2 separate regions of the Homo sapiens genome follow, and region 1 is linked to region 2. The links are chromatin contacts, found by Hi-C or POLR2A ChIA-PET in ENCODE. All regions are on one chromosome and are shown on one strand. Each heading gives the region's core, a stretch centred on a gene start or an enhancer-like site at or near the end of the contact. The rest is flanking DNA. Distances are from core to core; before and after follow the strand shown.

Region 1 (6,233 bases), core at 3,635-6,134, 2.1 Mb before region 2:
TGAATATACTTTTTATCTCTAGCCACATATTTGTAAAGAAGCATATATAGTACATATTTACATCTATATAAACACATACAAAAATGGATATTTTTGAGTGTGGACTTGTGAATTTATCCTACTCTATTTGTACATTCTCTTGTTCAAGAGTCAAGCTATCAGCTACCACTATACATGCCAATCAGTTGTTCCCTTTCACTTCCCCCTGTACCTTTCCTTCTCCTCTGCTTCCAAAATATTACTGATCAGGCTGGGCGTGGGGGCTCACATCTGTAATTCCAGCACTTTGGGAAGCTGAGTAGGGTGGATCACTTGAGGTCATGAGTTCAAAACCAGCCTGGCCAATATGGTGAAACCCTGTCTCTACCAAAAGTACAAAAAATTAGCCAGGCATGGTGGCACATGCCTGTAATCCCAGCTACTAAGGAGGCTGAAGCAGGAGAATCGCTTGAACCCGAGAGGCAGAGGTTGCAGTGAGCTGAGATTGTGCCCCTGCACTCCAGCCTGGGCGACAGAGCAAGACTCCGTCTCAAAAACAAAAACAAAAACAAAAACAAAAAAATATTGCTGATCAGTTAGTGCTTGAAAGAGACTTCTCAACTAAAATGTTTGATTATTGATTTGAATTGAAATTATTGACTAGTTCCTTTACCCCCTAGCCTTATGCTTTCAAAGTAATACAGTAGTAGTTGCACATACAAAATGGGAGGCTGAGGGGGGCGGATCATGAGGTCAGGAGTTCGAGACCAGCCTGACTGACATGGTGAAACCCCATCTCTACTAAAAATACACAAATTAGCTGGGCATGGTGGCACACGCCTGCAATCTCAGCTACTCAGGAGGCTGAGGTGGGAGAATCACTTGAACCTGAGAGGTAGAGGTTGCAGTGAGCCGAGATTGCACCCCTGCACTCCAGCCTGGGTGACAGAGCAAGACTCCACCTCAAAAAAAAAAAAAAAAAAAGGAAAGAAAACCTGTGTGTTGCTCAAGATTGAGGGGACAGATAACTGGTTGACTTATTTTTCTTATATGTTGGAATTTGAAAATGCTAGAAATGATCATTTTCTAGCTTATTTAATAAAATTAATCTTTTCTAAGATAGTTTTTGTTGTGCCCAAGAGAATGCATGCTATAGAAACCTTTACTATTGGGATATTCTTTTTTAAATTGCTCTGGGAACAGGCCAGTCATCAAAGACTAAAACACATGCAAAAATTGGCTCGTTGTATTTTTTCCATGAAGAAACAAGCGATAGTAGATAAATATATAGATTTGTCTTTTAAGCTGCTTAAGGTGTTATGAGGGGGAAAACATAAATTGAGAAGAAAAAAATACTATTTTTCATTTTCATTTTTCCTTTAAAATGGAGAATTGATTATTAAAACTTACATTGCAAAGAGGAGGAGATGATCTTTCTGAATACTCTACGCTATATCTTTCCATCAGTTTAAATAGGTTGGCCAAAAATTTCTAAATTTTACAGGCATCAGTTTTTTTTTCTTAGCCTCACAAGATTATAGCTACACATGTAGTAAAATTAATTCAACATCACCAGTTTAAGAAAATGATTACTCACCCTGAGTGAGTGGATGAATAATTCTTCACAAGATGGGAAATCACCCTGAAATTGCCATACTCACATGGCTCAATGTAAGATAATCAATTGATTTACAAACTTGGTCCCTGACATGACTGTGTTATTTGTGATGAGAAATTCCATGCCATTGAAATCACCTTGGAGGGATAAGGTGCTCTGTAACAGCTTGGAGTGAGCGAGACTTTTTAAAGCTCCCTTGAAATATGTCTTCTTTTCGGGTTTTGTGGATCAGATTTTTACCAGTTGCTTCTTGACACAATTCTTTTGTCTACATTATCATTGGAGTGTCTCAGTGCTGAAAACTTGAAAATCCTGAATCTGATACCTTCCTCACACCCACCTGCTTCATAGCATCAGCTATCAACCTCTTACATCGCAAGTGGATCTTAGGCAATGAGGTATTAGCAACTGGTGCCTCATTATGGTAATCCTTGGGTGGAGTCCCACCCTTCTTATAAAAGAAGGATGCTGTTATTTTTACCATGAGTTAGCTTCAATTTCCCAACTTGTTGCACATTTCCACCTAGGTTAAATGTGTGCACTTGCTGTGTTTTCTTACCCATGCTTGCTTTATTAGGGCCTGTTGGAGAACAGGTTTTGCAGACACAGAAACCTGGGTTCAAATTAATGTTCTGACACCCATTATCTGTGTGACCTCAGGAAGCTACTTGTCCTATGCATCTTCACGTATACAGCAGGTAAAATAATGTTGACCTCACAGGTCCTGTATGCAATGAGTATCCCATAGCACCTTAATGTAAAAGTCAGTTGATGGTAAAACAAACAAACAAACAAAGTTGTCACTGATGCTATACACAACAACCAGTGCTGAGACAAAGGAGTAAAATTATAATCTGGTTGCTGTTAAAATTTCTGAACTGTTTTACATCATCACTAACTCAATTCACTTGTTTTTTCTATTCAAAAACAGGGTTTCAAGTCTCAACTTCAATCAGTTTCTCATTCTACTAACATTTTCATCATCCCACAGCATCGGCTTTATCATACTCTATCTCTTAAGAAGAGTTTCCAGGAACTTTTCATTTTAAATCCGCAATATGACATCTCCTCCTCTTTGGCTTTAGGTCCCTAACTCTCCAACTTTATCTTCTACTACTTCAGACCAGCTCTTAGATTTAGTTGGGTCAGAATTCTCACCATTCAGGAATACAGAATTTATCTCAAAATTGTGGTGTTCCATGAGACTTGGTCCCTGTACTCAAGGGGCTCAGAGTATGGACAGAGAGACAGACTGACTATACTAGAAGGTAATAAGGGAGTTGGCTATCTGTGCGAACAAAGCTTTATGGGAAAACAGATGAAGGGGTGATTAATTCAGCCGGGGGTGGGGGTGTGGTGGGTGGAAGTGCTGGAAAAGGCTTCAGAGGGGAAGTTACACTTGAGTCAGTCATTTGAGAATGAGCACAATTTCATTTTGGGCAGAGGGAACAGCATGACCAAAGCCTGAAAGTGAACAGTCCTCATCTAAAGTATTCTAGCAGATGGCAGGAGGGAGGGCTGAAGGTGGAGAGACAACTGATGAAGCTGGCAAGAGCCAGGCTGGGAAGTGCCGTGAGGCTCTATGAAGAAGCCTAAAAGAGCAGCCTTCCTTCTCCTGAATTCCTGGAGCAACTACTCTTTGTGAACTCATTTTGGCCATAATTTTTCATGCGTGTACTTACAAAAAAATCTCTACAAGTGATTTATAGACCTGCCTAGAGAAACAGGGAAAATCCCTGATGTTCATTTGTTTCTCAGCTCTTCCTGTGAAGTGTAATACATGGGACTGGAGAAAACATAGCACAGAGATTAACAGTACAGAAACGAGGTTCGAGTTCCTTCTCTGCTGTTCCCACTGTCCTCACTGCTAACTAGGTGAAATCCAGCAAGTTATGGCACTTCTAAATATCACTTTCTTTCACTGAAAATGGGAATAATGACAGTTTCTATATAATAGGACTCCTAGGATGATTCAATAAGTCCTTAGCAAACATTGCTACCCAATTAATAGAATTAATTGACTACTTACTATGAGGCAGGACCTGTGCTAGATTCCTTTTTTTGGAGGGGGGATGGAATCTCACTCTTTTGCCCAGGCTGGAGTGCAGTGGCGCCATCTCAGCTCACTGCAACCTCTGCCTCCCGGTTTCAAGCGATTCTCCCTCCTCAGCCTCCCAAATAGCTGGGATTACAGGTGCCCACCACCATGCCTGGCTAATTTTTGTGTTTTTAGTAGAGACGGGGTTTCACCATGTTTGCGAGGCTGGTCTTGAACTCCTGACCTCAAGTGATCAGCCCGTCTCGGCCTCCCAAATTGCTGGGATTACAGGCATGAGCCACCGCACCTGGCGAAGGGAGAACTCTTAATGCTTTAACGGATTTTGCAAGTAAAGTCTGGATTAGTCAGGGTAGGTGTGAGGATCAAAGGGGAGCTTCACCCTACTAGCCTTGGCTCCAGTAGTTTATTCAATTACATTCAGCAGCAAGTATTGAACACTAATGATATGTAAAGTACTGTGATATAAAATAGTCCATGTCCTCAAATAATTTATAATCTTGTAGGAAAAATAAGACATACACAAATAAAAATAATGCAAAAACTTTAAGTTCCTTGAGAGAGGGCAACAAAGAATGATTCAAAGGCAAGAGAATCTATCCTATGGGATATATCCAAAAAGGCTTCATTGAAGATGTCAACTTGGGGATAACTTTGAAAGGCAGGATCTTAGAGAGGGAGGAATGTATCATGGAAAGAGGAAATAGAAATGTCTTGGATCAGCCTGTGTCCCCTTTCACTATAAGAGCCTGAAACAATGTGGCTTGTCTGTAATAGACACGTGAATCTCCACTCACGAATTGAGGGACTCCAGTTTGTAATTTATGTCCCCTACAGCCTACCTTTCCTTTTCTGCCCTGTGCTTAACCTAGTACATTGTGATGAAAGGTGGGACCTGGCCAACATAGTTTCTTCCCCCAAAATCGAAACATTCAACTTTAGGTTAAAGGTGGACACTTTCCCTAGTATATCTAATGATGGGCTGAGGCTCAGAGCTTTGCAGCTAAGCTCTGGCCTTATTGACTTAAATCATTTTAATGACACTTTAATATTAAAGAGTCACTGGGCCCAGTGTCTGTGAAATGCTCTCTGTGCCCTGCCTCTGCTAGAGCAGACACTGTGTGCAGGAAAGAAGACAAGAGAATGTAGGACAAGTCCTACTGGCCTTGCAAAGGTCCCACCCCCTAGTCCCTGTGACGCATCCAGTGCAGGTGACATGTTCTCTAAGGTGTGGATAGGCAATTAATTTCATGGAGAGTAGGAGGTGTGGGTTCAGCTGCTGCTTTTTTTTTTTTTTCAGTGAGGCATTATCTGAATGATGCTCATTCTCTCTTGAGTCTGGACTTCGTGCAACAAGCAGCAACTGGATATTATTTTAAAATAAGCATAAGCCACCCAAAGATACTGATCTGGGTCCTTCTTTTGGAAGAAGAGTTGATTGAGAAGTGCCTCTTGGTTAAGGATTAACCACAGGGAAAAATCCAGCAGAAACAGAAGAACTGTGGGTTTCTTACCCCAGCCCTCAAGGAAGCTATGCCGTGAAAGGGGTACTGATACACTGACATACAGCAAGTTGGACGGGGCATCAGTTCTTCATTTGTGGAGTGGAGAAAAGAAGAGGAAATCTCTCATTTGGGGCATTTGAAGGATGGCTTCCCTGTTTCATCAGCTTCAGATCCTGGTCTGGAAAAATTGGCTAGGTGTAAAAAGGCAGCCGGTGAGTTAAAAAAAAGTGTGGGAGTATGGGTCATGGGGCAATACGCCAGGTAATCCTAAAATGTGATCTTAATGAGAAGTGAAAACAGAAGAGTTTAAAGGCATTTTCCAAAGCAGGAAGTAAGATATTTAGAATTCATCCCCCTATCTGTCTTATAGCTAATGGAGCGAGTCTTAACATGCCCCCAAAAGCAGCCTTTTCATTTCAGTAAATTAAAGAGTAAACCAGGACATGCCCTGGGCAAAAAAAAAAGAACATGACTCATTACTGGCTGAACTGGAACGTTGAATTCTGGTTTCAAGCCAAAAGGCTTTCAGAATTTTTCTTAATGTAGTTAAAAATGGGATAGAGGAAAGAAAAGTATTATTTGAAATGTACAATAAATGGGAAGAAATATACTGGAAAACTGAAAGCCATAGAAAGTTTGGTTGAAAGGTAAAATACAGAACAGAAATAGTTTGAAGGCTATTAGTATAGAAAAGCTACTGAGAAATTTTAGTATCTAAAAATCATTTACTGGGAATACCAAACAAGAGTATGTATATGTGCTATGTTTTAAGAATATTATTGAATCACTTAGCTTTACTACTACAATCTATCTTCTCTTGCTCATTGCAACGTCTTTTTTGTACTCTTACATTAATGTTTGCGTTCTAATTACAAAGTTAGCTATTAGATCCTCATCAGATGGCTCCCAGGATGATTGAGAAAGGAATTGGTTTCTGGGAGTTGTTATATATTCAGAAGAATGTTTGAAAATCGGGGAAATCCAAAAAGGTATTCAATATACTTTATTTTAAAGTGGTAATTCCCAGCCTTGAATGAGTAATGTAAATATTATGCAAATAATATGCATCACACAG
Region 2 (5,917 bases), core at 1,370-3,869:
CATGATAAATGCCTACCTGGGGCAGGGGGTATGGTGTGAGGAGAGACTGGAAATGACAATGCCAAAAAGAAAAAGATGAAGAGGCAACTGCAGAAGAGAACAAGGTGAAATATTGAAGACATATTTAGGAGGTAGAATAAAATGGTCTTAGAAAAGTTGATTGAGTTTGAGGAAAAAGGAGGAATATCATGACTCATAGTTTTGGAAATAATAATTGAGTTTTATGACAGATTATTTATATAATTAAATTATTTAATTGGGTTTGATGAGCTTATTTATTTTATTGGGTTTTAGGGCAGATTATTTATCTTATTTAATTAGGTTTTATGGCAGATTATCTTGTTCAATATTATCTTTATGTTGCTTTTTCAAGTCTGCTTAGCTTGAAGGAAAAGCTTTAAAATCAAACTATGTTATTACCTGTTTTACCTAAACCTAAAGACAAAAATGAAAGTGCAAAGCAGAAGGATAGCCAGCTTAAAATCTATATATATTGTTAGGTTTATGCTTTGAATTGTTTAGGAAAGGGAGGTTCTTTTTCACAGTATAGAGGCATTATTGGGCACCCCCAAACTTTGGAATAAGCTTTTTTGACTTATTTCTATTGGGTGACATCATTCAGTGAACATCCATTGAATATTATATCTCTCTTGTATCATAAAAGGTATTAGAGACACAAATACAACAGAATGCAACCCCTGAGGTTATTTACCAGCTATTGGAAGATAGACCAGTAAAACAACAATTATAGTACTATGTGATAAGCATTATGGAGACAGAGAGGACATACCTAAATCAGCAGAACATCCAAGAGGAATTTCCCGGGATTGAGCTTAGTTTTAAAAAGCAAAAATGTGAACTAATAAATGGAGAAGGGTGTTTCCTGCAGAAAGAACAACATATGTGAACAACTACCAATGTAGCATCTAAAACACTTGGGGTACCTCCATGTGTGTTTGTAAAGAGATGTGGTAGGGAGGAGGAGAGGCAGAAGACTGGATGAAAGGAAGAAATCTAGGATTTTCCACAGGTGACCAGCATGGCTGATGGAGTAAATAGTAGTGTCATTCAGTGATATGGTAATTAGTAGTGTCATTCAGTGATATGGTAATTAGGAAAATAGAAGAAAGAAAGGTAAATGGAGATTTTACTTCTTTTACTATATTCTTTTATGTCTCCATGAAATAGGCAAATAAAACTGTCTAGGAAGATGTTAAATATATAGATCTCAAGCTCTTGAGAGGGGTCTGAGTAGGAAACAAAGATGCAGGATCCATCATAATTTATGTAGTGGCCCAACGTAGTAGTTTTTAATAAGGCAATACGGATAAGTACAGAGTGAGACATCAAGAAGGCCAAGAACACACTAGCAGGAAAAAAATTTCATGAAGATGAGTAAGAGCAGAGTAGGAACATGGAAAGAGTGATTTCACAGAAGCCAAAGCAAGTGTCAGCACTGCCAAATGCTGTCAAGAAAATAACTAAGATAACTGTAAAGTTTTTTTTTTAGATCGGGTAACACGGAGAAAATTTGCAACAATATAGAAGACATCTGTTGTTTTTGCCTGCCTGACATCCCTTCCTCCTTCTCTTGATAACAAGAGTGCCCATTTACCTTTAGAGAACTTTCCTGTTGCATGTAGCTGTGGTGGGACCCTCAGTCCAGGTACTCTGCCCTCTCCTGCTCAGGAGCTAGACATGTGATCTAACCTAGGTCCCTCAGACTTGGAATTTGAATTTGGGTGAACTGTTTGGTTTTTCAAAAGAATACATTGGGAATACACTTATGGTTTTGCCGTTATGGTTATCAACGTGATGAAACAGTGATCTAATGGAATTATGTTTTTATCTTGGTTATAACCTCAAATATAAGGTCAAAGAGGATGTTTGGTTATAAAGTTTGTTCAAACAGGGGAAGTTACCTTATTGGTATATCTTTAGCCCAGATTAATGTCTATGTGATTAATGCATTATTGAGATATCTAGAGAATTTGTTTTATGTTTCTAGCAATGTATACACAGAAATATTTTGATGAGTTGCACCCAGATCCATGAAGCAAAACAAAATCAGATTGGTTACATAATTAAGGAAAAATGTATCAGGTCTTTACCCAATGGCAGACCTTACAAATATGTCTGACTGGTTTACAAAAAGTCAATGCTCAAAATACCTCTACAAAGAGTAGTATAGCGTAATGGTTGAGCCAGGCTCTGGAGCCAGACTCCTAGTAGTAATAACATTCTCTACTAACTAGATGTAAACCCTGAGGAAATTACTTAACATCTCTGGGTCTTTCTGTTCTCATCTGTACAGTGAAGATGGTATTACACCTATTTCATGGAGTTTCTGGATGAATTAAATTAATTATTAAATGCAAAGCCTTAAAACAGCACACAGCACATAGTATACGTCAGTTATTATTATTGCCGATGTGGTAGAAACAAGATCAATTTTTGACATGAAAAGGGCTATTGTAAAGTAGAAATTAGATCAGAACTCTGCCAAAATCATCATTTTCAGTTCACATGAGCTTCATTGAACTCGGGACAAATCATCTGAATTGAGGTGGATGTGGTGTGGGACAGTTCCCACACCCAGGTTTCGTTTTGAGTGTTAAATGCGTTCAAATATGAAAATTCAGGGTGAAACTTAGAGCAAAACTGCCAGGTTTTGGACTACTCATTTCAGAACAAATTAGCATATTTAATTTTGGGGGCAAACCCGTTAACCAGTTTTGCTAGTTTTTTAGCAAAATTTACAACAACATTTTTTTTTTCTTGCCAAATTCTTTCATTTTGGATCTTGGTCTGACATATTTTCATCTTTGGTCCATACTTGGACTGCTTTTTAGTTTTATTGTTATTTCTAATAATGTAGTAAGTGCTTGTAAATCCATCATCCAAACAAAAAGTTAAGATTTTGACCACAATTTGTATCTCATTACCTGGTTCTCCACCACACCACCACCACTGTGCCATTCTTCTGACTCCCCTTACGTGAATTGGTCATCCTTGAATGTTTTTGAAATTCTTTGCTTTTTTGTTGACTCTTTTACTTTTGTGTCACTTTTTTAGTTGTTACTAAAAGAGAATATAATGTTTTATACATAATATCTTGGGACATACTTTTTCAATGTGATAACATCATTAATGATATAGTGCAGACAATGATCTGTTTCCTTGTTCCTCAGTCTCACCTTGAAACTTTTTTCCAAATTAACATCTAATAATTGCACAATCCCTTGCTATTCATAGCCAGAGGACTTCTTATTAAATGTAGATTACAATTCAATTTTTTTGACCCATCTATAGGTTAATCAAAACTTGGATGGAATGTTGATTTCTTTAAACATGTCCAAATCATGAAAACATTTTTTCACACTATGTTTCATTTTCTTCAAAATTGGTAACCTATTGGTTATTAAATACATCAACTGAATTGTGCACTGAATTTTCCTACCTTTCATCTCTTGCTTTCTCACTTATTTTTGTGTCTGCCAAGAGGATCCCCTTATAAATGAGACTACATTTTTTTGTACACAGTGGGACTATCTTATACAAATGAAAGGATCAGAGTAAATCATTTTTACAGGGCATACTGAACAAGTAAAGTTATTCTAAGAAATGAAAGCTTTAGGTTTCCAAACAGTACTGGCACAAGTGCAACTGGAGAAAGCAACAATAAACAACAAGTAATAAGTTATGTTCTTTCCTGAGAACACTGTTTTTAATCAACTGATTCGCCTTGTCTGAGTTGTTACCCTATCCTTAATTAAACATCCTTGGGCAGTATTTCTACTCAAAAAACAACTGTTTTAAGTTCTTTGTCTGCACTATGAATGTCAGTGTCTAAGGGCTAACAGATTAGTCCATAGCAACTTAGAAAAAAGGGATGAATAGGGAACAGCATTGGAGAGTATATGTCAAATGAATTAGGGCAGTAGTTTAGTGAGCCAATGTGCCAATTTAGAAATGGATTCTTCTTCCTGCTGAAGAGCTCTTTTTAAAATAAATTACAATCATAAAGCTGCCACAGTTTACTGTGCATAGACATGTTCAGAATTGGCTCTTCTTCATGAGGGCTGCTTGGTGCAGGTATTTAAGCTACTGCCAATAAGGCTAACAGCTCATCAAATAGAAAATACGCTGCAGGAAAATACATGGGTTAAGAAAAACAGTTAAATACCGTGCTGTTATTTTGTATGTCTGTTTAAGCTTTTCTCTCAAACAAGTTGACTTACTTAAATTGTTTTTTAAAAATAAACTCTAAAAGCCTTGAAAATAGTGCAGTCTTAAAAGTAGTATTGATTTTAGTCAATGCTAAAAACACTTTCAGGGGAATAAGATGAGAAACCACATGAACAAGTTTGCCACCAATAGTGGCAACAGTGTATGTATGTCATGGATTTAAGAGAGACTCAAATAAAAACAAATCCTCTGGTGTATATGTGTGTGTGCAAATTTAAAGAGTATACTTTCACACTAGAGGGTATTCTTTCTACTTGCTTCTACTGAAGCATACTAGCTTTTATAACACATATCGAGATGGCATATCCAGCTTTGTATCATCCAAAATGTTGAAGAAATTATCAGATTGCATTTTTCTATGGTTTTGTATAGTACCTCCTATGGAAGATTGTAAGGAACAAGAGCCTATTATGGACAACAATATTTCTCTGGTGCCTTTTGAGAGACCTGCTGTCATAGAGAAGCTCACGGGGAATATGGGAAAACGTAAAAGCTCCACTCCACAAAAGTTTGTGGGTAAGCATTACAAATGCTTTTGTTTCTTTGCAAGGTGATGTTAATAGGAAAAGGCAAGTTCCCATGTATTAGAAATATATATGGTGTGTTTCAGTTCATGAAATAAATACCCATCTCTTTTCTTCATTATTCTTTTTTACTCTCTGACATTCTGTGTACACCACACTTACACCAACACACACAAATACATATGAGAGATAAAGACTGATAGTGGTCACCATCTCAAAATATGATGATATATAAAGTGAAATAACATGTAAAATAGAAAATATTAATTTCTTTAAAAAATAGTCATACAGAAGAGAAACGGTCCAGCCTATTGGCCAGTTTTGTAATCTGTTTTAAAATTTTCATTAGTGTCAGGTTTTTAGCTGTTTTTTTTTTAACCTATTAACATTTATGCCTAGTGTCCCATTATTGGAACGCTAAGCATGTGGGAGTTATTTATATCCTACTGCTCAAGGTCATCGCCAAGGTCTGATTGCAAAAATTAAAACAAAATTTCAACCTCAGGCATAAATGGGTTAATTATTTTCGTATTTTATCTGGAATGAAGATAATTTTTCTTTTTTTCAAAATTCTGCATTGGAAAAATAATGCAGCAACCTACATTCAAGATGTTTCATATTTGGATCTTTATTTCATATTTTAATCTTTGTTTTTTCATCCAGCCTATGATTTTGAACTGAAAAGATTAAATATCATATATTTAGACTTTCCCTTTTCATTTCCGAACCCTTAGATATTCTTTGATACGCCCAATGTTGGCATCATTCTGGATGCATGCTGTAAGTCATAGATTGTCTCTGAGGATACAAAAAGCATGGACTTTTTAAAAGAAATATGAATAATAGAGATTCAATAAAAAGAATTGTTAAAGAATTGTTATTCATTGTATATATATCTATTAGGATAAAAATATTCAAACAGATTCTGACATTCTAGTGTCAGCATTGTGGGACATCCTGATTAAATGGTGATTGAGACAAAAATCTTTGCTTTGGTTATTTCAGGGAGGAGAGGATAACACAATTCCATTACTTCAATAAACACTTAAAGAAGGTTTCCTTTCAATCTGAAATTGAAGAACTAACACATCACCAAAATAGCACTCTAAGACTAGCTGGAGGGATTTATTGAGAACTCATTGAAA

The links. Hi-C counts contacts between places; a loop is a spot of excess contacts on that map. ChIA-PET counts read pairs that join two places held with the same protein, here RNA polymerase II (POLR2A). Pooled maps may share reads with other maps.
Region 1: a loop to region 2 is called in a pooled map, with 6 times the contacts of the local background. The contact joins the promoter of ABCA12 here to the enhancer-like site in region 2. A Hi-C loop is called at or near these places in 1 of 37 single-sample maps with no recorded cell type and 2 of 50 pooled maps. POLR2A ChIA-PET finds 5 or more read pairs at or near these places in 1 of 52 experiments (activated T-cell).

Annotation. Positions count from the first base shown.
Region 1 is chr2:215,137,277-215,143,509 of GRCh38, reverse strand. It overlaps ABCA12 (ATP binding cassette subfamily A member 12), which reads left to right and starts at 4,884. Exons shown (of 53, transcript NM_173076.3): 1 at 4,884-5,370. The coding sequence starts at 5,302.
Region 2 is chr2:213,012,638-213,018,554 of GRCh38, reverse strand. IKZF2 (IKAROS family zinc finger 2) reads left to right here. Exons shown (of 9, transcript NM_001387220.1): 8 at 4,621-4,764. Among named protein-coding and RNA genes, the nearest start is that of MIR4776-2, 89 kb to the right of the region's middle. Within about 2 kb of position 2,619, at least 2 of the 41 ENCODE cell types and tissues checked have a DNase peak (open chromatin) inside an H3K27ac peak, as active enhancers do.